Linked DNA regions of Homo sapiens: region 1 is linked to region 2. A link is a contact called in ENCODE Hi-C or POLR2A ChIA-PET data. All regions are on one chromosome and are shown on one strand. The core of a region is the stretch at or near the end of the contact, and the rest is flanking DNA. Distances in the headings are between cores, read along the strand shown.

Region 1 (3,489 bases), core at 268-2,767, 80 kb before region 2:
GTGGGAGAAGTCCCAGGATTATTCGCAGCTGGGGTAAGGGGAGGAGGGGCTGGACATCAAAGGGTGGGCAGGCCAGCTTCCCGCCCCCAAGGCTAGGTGGCCTTTGTCAGGACAGGCCGGACACAGTCCGGACAATGGAACGTCGTGTTCACTTTCCGGCCAACAGGAGTCACTACCGAGCCAAGGCAGAGCCAGTTGCATGACAAAGGGGGGACCCATAACGGAGGTCAAGCCGCCCCTCATTAAAGTTGGGCCCTTTGTCCTGCCCCCTACCCTGCCTTTGAAGAGGGCGGATCAGAGAGGCCTGCCTGGGGGCAGGAGGTTCACAGGCTCAGGAGCCAAACAGTAGCCCCCCTTCCCACTGCTCCCGCTTCCCCTCCCCCGGGGTCAAGAGTTCAGGGAGGACCCTGAGAAGGTAAGGTACAGACCCCTTGCCCCAGTCTGGCCAAAGAGGGCTCTTTTTCAGCCTGAAGGATATGACCCAGCAATGTCTTGACTGTGTGATGGGGAGACCCAGCCCTGGCCAGGAAAGTCACCTGCCCTGTTCACACAGTTAGTTAATCGTCCCTTCTGGGGCGAACCTGCCGCCTTTGCCTAGGGCTGGGTTAGGAGTGGAAGAAGCAGATGAAGAGCACGGAGTCGGTGTTGCTAAATGAGTGTGGGACACGAGTCTGGGAGCCTGCGTTCTAGTTCGGGTCTTGCTCCGCGGCCGCAGGCGCATTTCCGCACTTCGCAGGGGGTCTCGGTTTCCCTATCTGTACAGAGAGAGGGTTAGGCTGTGCTGCTGAAGGCTCCGATAGCCTGAGACTGAGGAGAGGGAGCCAAAGAGCAGCCCCCCAGGGCGAGAGTGGACAGGAGGGCCACACTCCCGGGAACCCGAGCAGGGCCGGAGCAGAGGTCAGACAGGGGGCGGCCTGGGCCGCGCCCGAGCACCTGCAGGTCCAGAGGCGCAGGGCGAGGGAAGGGTCCTTACCGCTGCCACCGCCGCCTCCGGCCGCCACGCTGCGCCGCATCCACTCGTAGGGCGTCGGCCTCTGCGCTCCGGGCGAGGACGGTGTGCCCGGGCCCCCGAGGGGCTGCGCCAGGAGGCCCGGGCCGGGCCCAGGGGGCGCCGGCACCGGGCTAAAGTCTGGAGGGGGCCCGAATGCCAGCGAAGCTGGGCTGGCGGCAGGGGCCGCGGGGCCCGGGCCGTAGGCGGCGGCCCAGTCGTCCTTGGGCGCAGGGAAGGGCGCCCCCCAGGCCGTCGGGGGCGCGGGGGCCGGCTCCACGTGAGAGTAGCTGGAGAAGTCGGGGTACTGCGGGGGCGCCGGGGGCGGGGCCGGGGGGCCGTAGGCTTGCGGGCCCAGGCCGAGGCTGGCTGGCCTGGCTGGGCCGGGGTACACGGGCGAATCCTTGTCCAGCACATAGCCCACATACATGGTGGCCGCGGGGTCCCCCGCGCATGCTGGGCCCTGGAGCCGCCGCTGCCGGCCGCCCCGACGACGAGCAACCGCTCACCTGAACTCGGCTGTCCTGCCGCCGCGCCCGCCCCACCCAGGCCTTTTATAGCTCCGGGCCGCCCGCGGCCCCAGCCGAGGCGGGTTTGCATTTCAAAGCGGGGGGAAGCCTCCGGGCCGCGAATCAAAGGGGGAAACCCGTCGGGGGCGGGGGGTTCAAAAGGAGACAAATTGCCGCCCCAAGCGGGAGGTGGACTGGCCAGGGCCTGGAGGGGGTGGGGGCGCGGAGGGCGCGTCTTGGGCGAGGGTCGAGGCCGCGCTGCGAGTGGGAATCGCTTGCCAGGGAGCGGCCTAGCGGCCTGAACACCTTGTCCTTCCGGTGGCCGCGTGGACGGCCCTGCAGCCCCATTTTACAGGCGGAGGAACAAGCTCCCAGGGGCCGGGGGATTCTAGGCCAACTTCACACAGTGACCAGCTTGAGGTGAGGGGCAACGCAGACTTCAAACAGGGCTCCGGTCTGTAGGATCGCAGGTCCTTAATCTTTTGGCGGGGAGGGGTCACGACCCCTCTCGTCATGGAAGCTGTGGATGTTTTTCCCTGGGGAAATGCACATATGCACATACATACACGAGTCTTCCTTACAGTTGGGGGACTGCCTGGGTTGGCCTTCTAGAGAAAGTTCTCAAAAGGCAGTGTGTGTGTGGGTGTGTGTGTGTGTGAGTTAGGGGGGTCTTCTGGGGACATTACAGGAAACTTTTAGTAAATTATCTTGATGACTCTCTACCCTCTTTTTTTAATTGAGAGGTTTCAAGCATACACAAAAGTAGAATTGTATAATGAACTGCTGTGTACCCATCACCCCGCTTCAACAACTATTAAGGTTTTGTCACACTTATTTCACCTACTCCCCGCTTTTCTGAAGTATTTTAAAACAAATTCCAGACATCATGTCATTTTACCCCTACATACTTCAGCACGCATCTCTAAAACACATGGACATTTTCTTACATAATATGCCATTATCACATCTAGCAAAATTAACACAAATTCCTGGGTATTACCTAACACACAGTTCGTATTCAAAGTACTCCAATTGATTCAAAAATGTCTTTTTAGCAGTCTGTTTGTGTGAATCGGGATCCAAAAGCCCTGATCCATTTATTATGGCTGGAGCCCCCTTGGGATTTTAAATGCATCACGTGTTCCTCCACTCCATATGAAGGACTGGCAAACATTTCATAGCTACCTAAGGGGGAGTGGGGGCTGGGAACACTTGAGGGGGTGTCAGTGAACTGGGAGTGGGGACAAGGCTGAGGGATTTGGGGAAGGGTGCATGAAGGACAGGGCTCTGGGTCAGGAAGTCAGATGGGGTCCCTCCGCACAAGGGCTTTGTGCCAGGGAGCTGTGCAGAAGCACCCTGTGGGATTGGATGGGCCCACATTTCCTGGGTTCCTCTCATTGTGCAGGGATGTGTGGTCCCCAGAAGAAGGTCAGAATCAGGGTCTTATCTGTTCAACCCGTCTCTCTCTTGGGTCACCATATTAGCCGGGGGCTGGTCAGTATCATCTCAGGGCTGGGCAGATGTTTCGGGATCAGGACATAATTTGCAGGGCCGGGAGCAAAATAAAAAATATAAGGTCCCTTGTTCAAAAATGATTAAGGATTTCAGGATGGTGGCAGCAGAGCATTCACCTGAGCCCGGGGCCCTTCCACACACTGGGCTCTGTGTGACTGCAATGGTGACCCGCCTGGGAAGCTGGCCCTGGTGAGACTCTTGCTCTTCTGGGGCTCTGATATGTGATAGAGCCAGAGACTCAGCCAGCACAGGGCTCCCTCCGCTTCCTGCTCAGAGGAACCCTTTCCATTGCACAGGTAGAAGCATTGAGGCTCAGAAAGGAAAGGAGTAATGCCCAGTGTTTGCTGCAACATGAAGGCTGCTTGTAGGAGAGGGGAAGGGAAATCCTGGCTGTTGCTGACCGGGCGGAGCCCTTGGCTACCTTGCAGGAGCACATGGCTGTCCACATGTGTGTGGATCAGCACATGACACAGATGA
Region 2 (3,488 bases), core at 414-2,913:
TGACATTCATGATTGCTAAAGGTTCAAAACACTTTTCTGAAAAAGAAAGTACATATATACACTCATAAATATACATACAAACACACACATACACACCACACACACACCTGAGTACACGGGAATGATCATTTTCCTGGATCAATGTTATATCAGGATTTTTCAATTTCAAGAAGGAACTTTAGGCTGGGTATAGTGGCTCATACCTATAATCCCAGTACTTTGGGAAGCCAAGGTATGCGAATCACTTGAGCTCAGGGGTTTGAGACCAGCCTGGACAACATGGTGAAACCCCATGTCTACCAAAAATACAGAAATTTGCTAGGAATGGTGGCACATGCCCCTGTAGTCCCAACTACTCAGGAGGATGAGGTAGGAGGATGGCTTGAGTCCGGGAGGTGGAGGTTGCAGTGAGCCGAGATCACACTACTGCACTCCAGCCTGGGTGACAGAACCAAACCCTGTCTCAGAAAAAAAAAAAGAAAAAAAGAAGAAGAAATGACCATGTTCTTTAGAGATAAGAAGTAAAATACTAAGCGAATCAACTAAAAGAGGTAAAAGCAATTGCCTCCAGGAAAAGAGGGAGCAAAGGAATGCTATATATTTTAAGAATTATGCAGAACAATTAGATTCTTTGTAAAAATAAATAAACAATGTAAGTAACGCACAAAAGATAGTTTTATAACCAGACTGCTGGGATCCAAATCCTATCTCCACCATTTGGTAGCTGTTTGACTATGGACAAGCTTAAGGCATTTGATCTCTCTGAGCTTTAGTTTTCCCATCTGTGAAATGAGAATGACAATAGTACTTACCTACATAAAGTTTTGCAGTACTAAAGGAGACAGTGAATGTAAAAGGTTTGGCTAGTAAATGTCCTGTAAAAGGAAGCTTATTGCCAATATTATCAGGCTCTCCCAGACCAACCTGTATACAGGAAGAAAACAAACTCCGTTTCTCCTATAGTCTCACAACACAAAATACTTCTGACCCCAGATGTAGAGGATGGGGCATATTTCCCCATACACCAAGCAATCAACCAATTGTTCAGATTCTGCAGCAGACACGAATCTGGTGCCCTCCGATTCAATTTGAACACTATATTTACCTAGAGATAACGTCAGATCTCACAGCTTGAAGGCTTGAGCCAGGAGTTTGAGGCTGCAGTGAGCTATGATCGAGCCACAGAGCTCCAGCCTGGGCAACAGAGTGAAACTGCGTCTCTAAAATAATAATAATAAATTTTTAAAAGATATGCATTACTTTGGAGATTCCAAGGATTTTAGGAGTTGTAAGCCAGGACATCAGGGTAAAGAAAAAATATATATGTCACAATATCATGCAACCTAACTTCTCTTTGGGATCTGCCAGAGCCACCTGATCACTCTGAAGACCCTCATTTGTGCTACTGACTAACGGTCTGGCTGCTCTTGGACATGTCTCTTCTCCCAAGACCCCTTGAAGATGGCTTTAGAAGGGCCCCAAACTTAGCTAGCTCCCCCCAAGCTCAGGCTGGCCCTGCCCCAGACTGCGACCCCTCCCTCTTGGGTTCAAGGCTTTGTTTTCTTCTTAAAGACCCAAGATTTCCAAACTCTGTGGTTGCCTTGCCTAGCTAAAAGGGGAAGAAGAGGATCAGCCCAAGGAGGAGGAAGAGGAAAACAAGACAAACAGCCAGTGCAGAGGAGAGGAACGTGTGTCCAGTGTCCCGATCCCTGCGGAGCTAGTAGCTGAGAGCTCTGTGCCCTGGGCACCTTGCAGCCCTGCACCTGCCTGCCACTTCCCCACCGAGGCCATGGGCCCAGGAGTTCTGCTGCTCCTGCTGGTGGCCACAGCTTGGCATGGTAAGAGCAGAACGGGGGGTGGGGGACTTTGTTGGGGTGTGATGGAGAAGACCCCTGTGAAAGGATTCAGTCCTTGCCCCTCACTGGGTGTCCTCAGGCTGTTTTAGTCTCCCCAACACTGGACTGCAGGCTTGTGGGTATCTGCTTTGGAGAGGTAGTGGGGTGAAAAGAGATGGGTGTGGTGGAACTGGTCCACCTGGTGCTGTGGATCTGTCCCAGCTCTGCCAGCGACTCACTGTGTGTCCTGAGCAAGCCTCTGATACTCTTGAGGCTTCAGTGTCCACTTCTATTCAATTGCAGGTGTTGGGGGCAGGGGGACAGTGATAGACTAGACCAGAGCAGTGCTTTTCATACTTTCCTGTGCATACAAGTTACCTGAGGATTTTGTTACAATGCAGATTCAGACTCAGTCGGTCTCAGGTGCGACCTGAGATTCTGTATATCCAACACACTCCTGGGAGATGTGAGATGCCGGCACTGCTGGTCCAGACCTACACTGAGTTGGGAGGACCTGGAGAGCTCCTGATGGCTCTGGCAGCTCTGCCAGCCTGTGATTCGATGATTCTATGCAAGATCTGATTTGGAAGGGCCTGATAGGGGTGGTGGTTCTTCCTTGGGTGGCTTGTGTAAGGGGTCAGAGGGGAGAGACAAGAGGTTGGCCTCTCTGGCCCAGGGCTCAGGAGAGGGGAATTCGGGGTGAAATAGGTATAGGGCTAGAGGAGGGATTGGGAAGAGGCCAGTGAGGGTCTCCTGGACCAGAGCCCTCCCAGACACAGGCTGCCAAGTCTCAGGAGGTCCCCAGGCTGTAGCAGTTCTGCAGAATTTCCATCTGGGAGGGAACATGACTAGAGGTGAGGGGCTGCTGTGCTTGGCTTGTTGGCCCAACAAACACATTTCTATTGCCTGCTTATTCAAAGGGACCTTGGGGGAGGATGGGGATTGAAGGGGAGAAAGGACAGCCTCATACTGGCCTCTTCACAGAAGGACCCTAAGGCCGTGGCGCTTCTGGTCCCTGATGAGGAGGAGATGGCCCACTGACCATCCTTCTCTGGCCCAGGCAATCACACTGAGCTTGAGTATTTGGGTTTTTTTTTTTTTTTTCCTGAGACAGAGTCTCTCTCTGTCACCAGGCTGGAGTACAGTGGCACAATCTCGGCTCACTGCAACCTCCACCTCCCGGGTTCAAGTGTTTCTCCTGTCTCAGCCTCCCAAGCTGGGATTACAGGCATACACCATCATGACTGGCTAATTTTTGTATTTTTAGTAGAGATGGGATTTCACCATGTTGGCCAAGCTGGTCTCGAACTCCTGACCTCAGGTGATCCACCTGCCTTGGCCTCCCAAAGTGTTGGGATTACTGGTGTGAGTCACGGCGCCCGGCCTGGACTTCTTATTTTGCAATGTAACTTACATGCAGTAGAAAGCACAGGTTCTTAAGTTCAATGAGGTCTGACAAATGCACACACAGTGTACCCGCCACCCCCTTCATCTCAGAGAGTCCCACAGGTTTGATTTCACTGCCTTGTCCTATCCTTACACCCACAACCTGCCTGTGGGGCAAAAACGGAAAAGTATCTGAGCCAGGTCTCAATTTAATTTTATTTTTTTTATTGAGATGGAGTCTTGTGGCCAGGCATGGTGGCTCACACC

What was found. A loop is a pair of places that touch in the nucleus more often than their neighbours do. ChIA-PET counts read pairs that join two places held with the same protein, here RNA polymerase II (POLR2A). Pooled maps may share reads with other maps.
Region 1: a map with no recorded cell type shows a loop between it and region 2 (2.0-fold over the local background). The contact joins the promoter of CDX1 here to the promoter of CSF1R in region 2. A Hi-C loop is called at or near these places in 1 of 168 maps with a recorded cell type or tissue (endothelial cell of hepatic sinusoid), 1 of 37 single-sample maps with no recorded cell type and 1 of 50 pooled maps. POLR2A ChIA-PET finds 5 or more read pairs at or near these places in 2 of 52 experiments (H1 and activated naive CD4-positive, alpha-beta T cell).

The regions. Positions count from the first base shown.
Region 1 is chr5:150,164,806-150,168,294 of GRCh38, reverse strand. CDX1 (caudal type homeobox 1) reads right to left here and starts at 1,517. Exons shown (of 3, transcript NM_001804.3): 1 at 974-1,517. The coding sequence starts at 1,418.
Region 2 is chr5:150,084,729-150,088,216 of GRCh38, reverse strand. It overlaps CSF1R (colony stimulating factor 1 receptor), which reads left to right and starts at 1,663. Exons shown (of 21, transcript NM_001288705.3): 1 at 1,663-1,838. The coding sequence starts at 1,790. RefSeq lists an enhancer at 1,576-1,605 and a promoter at 1,358-1,790.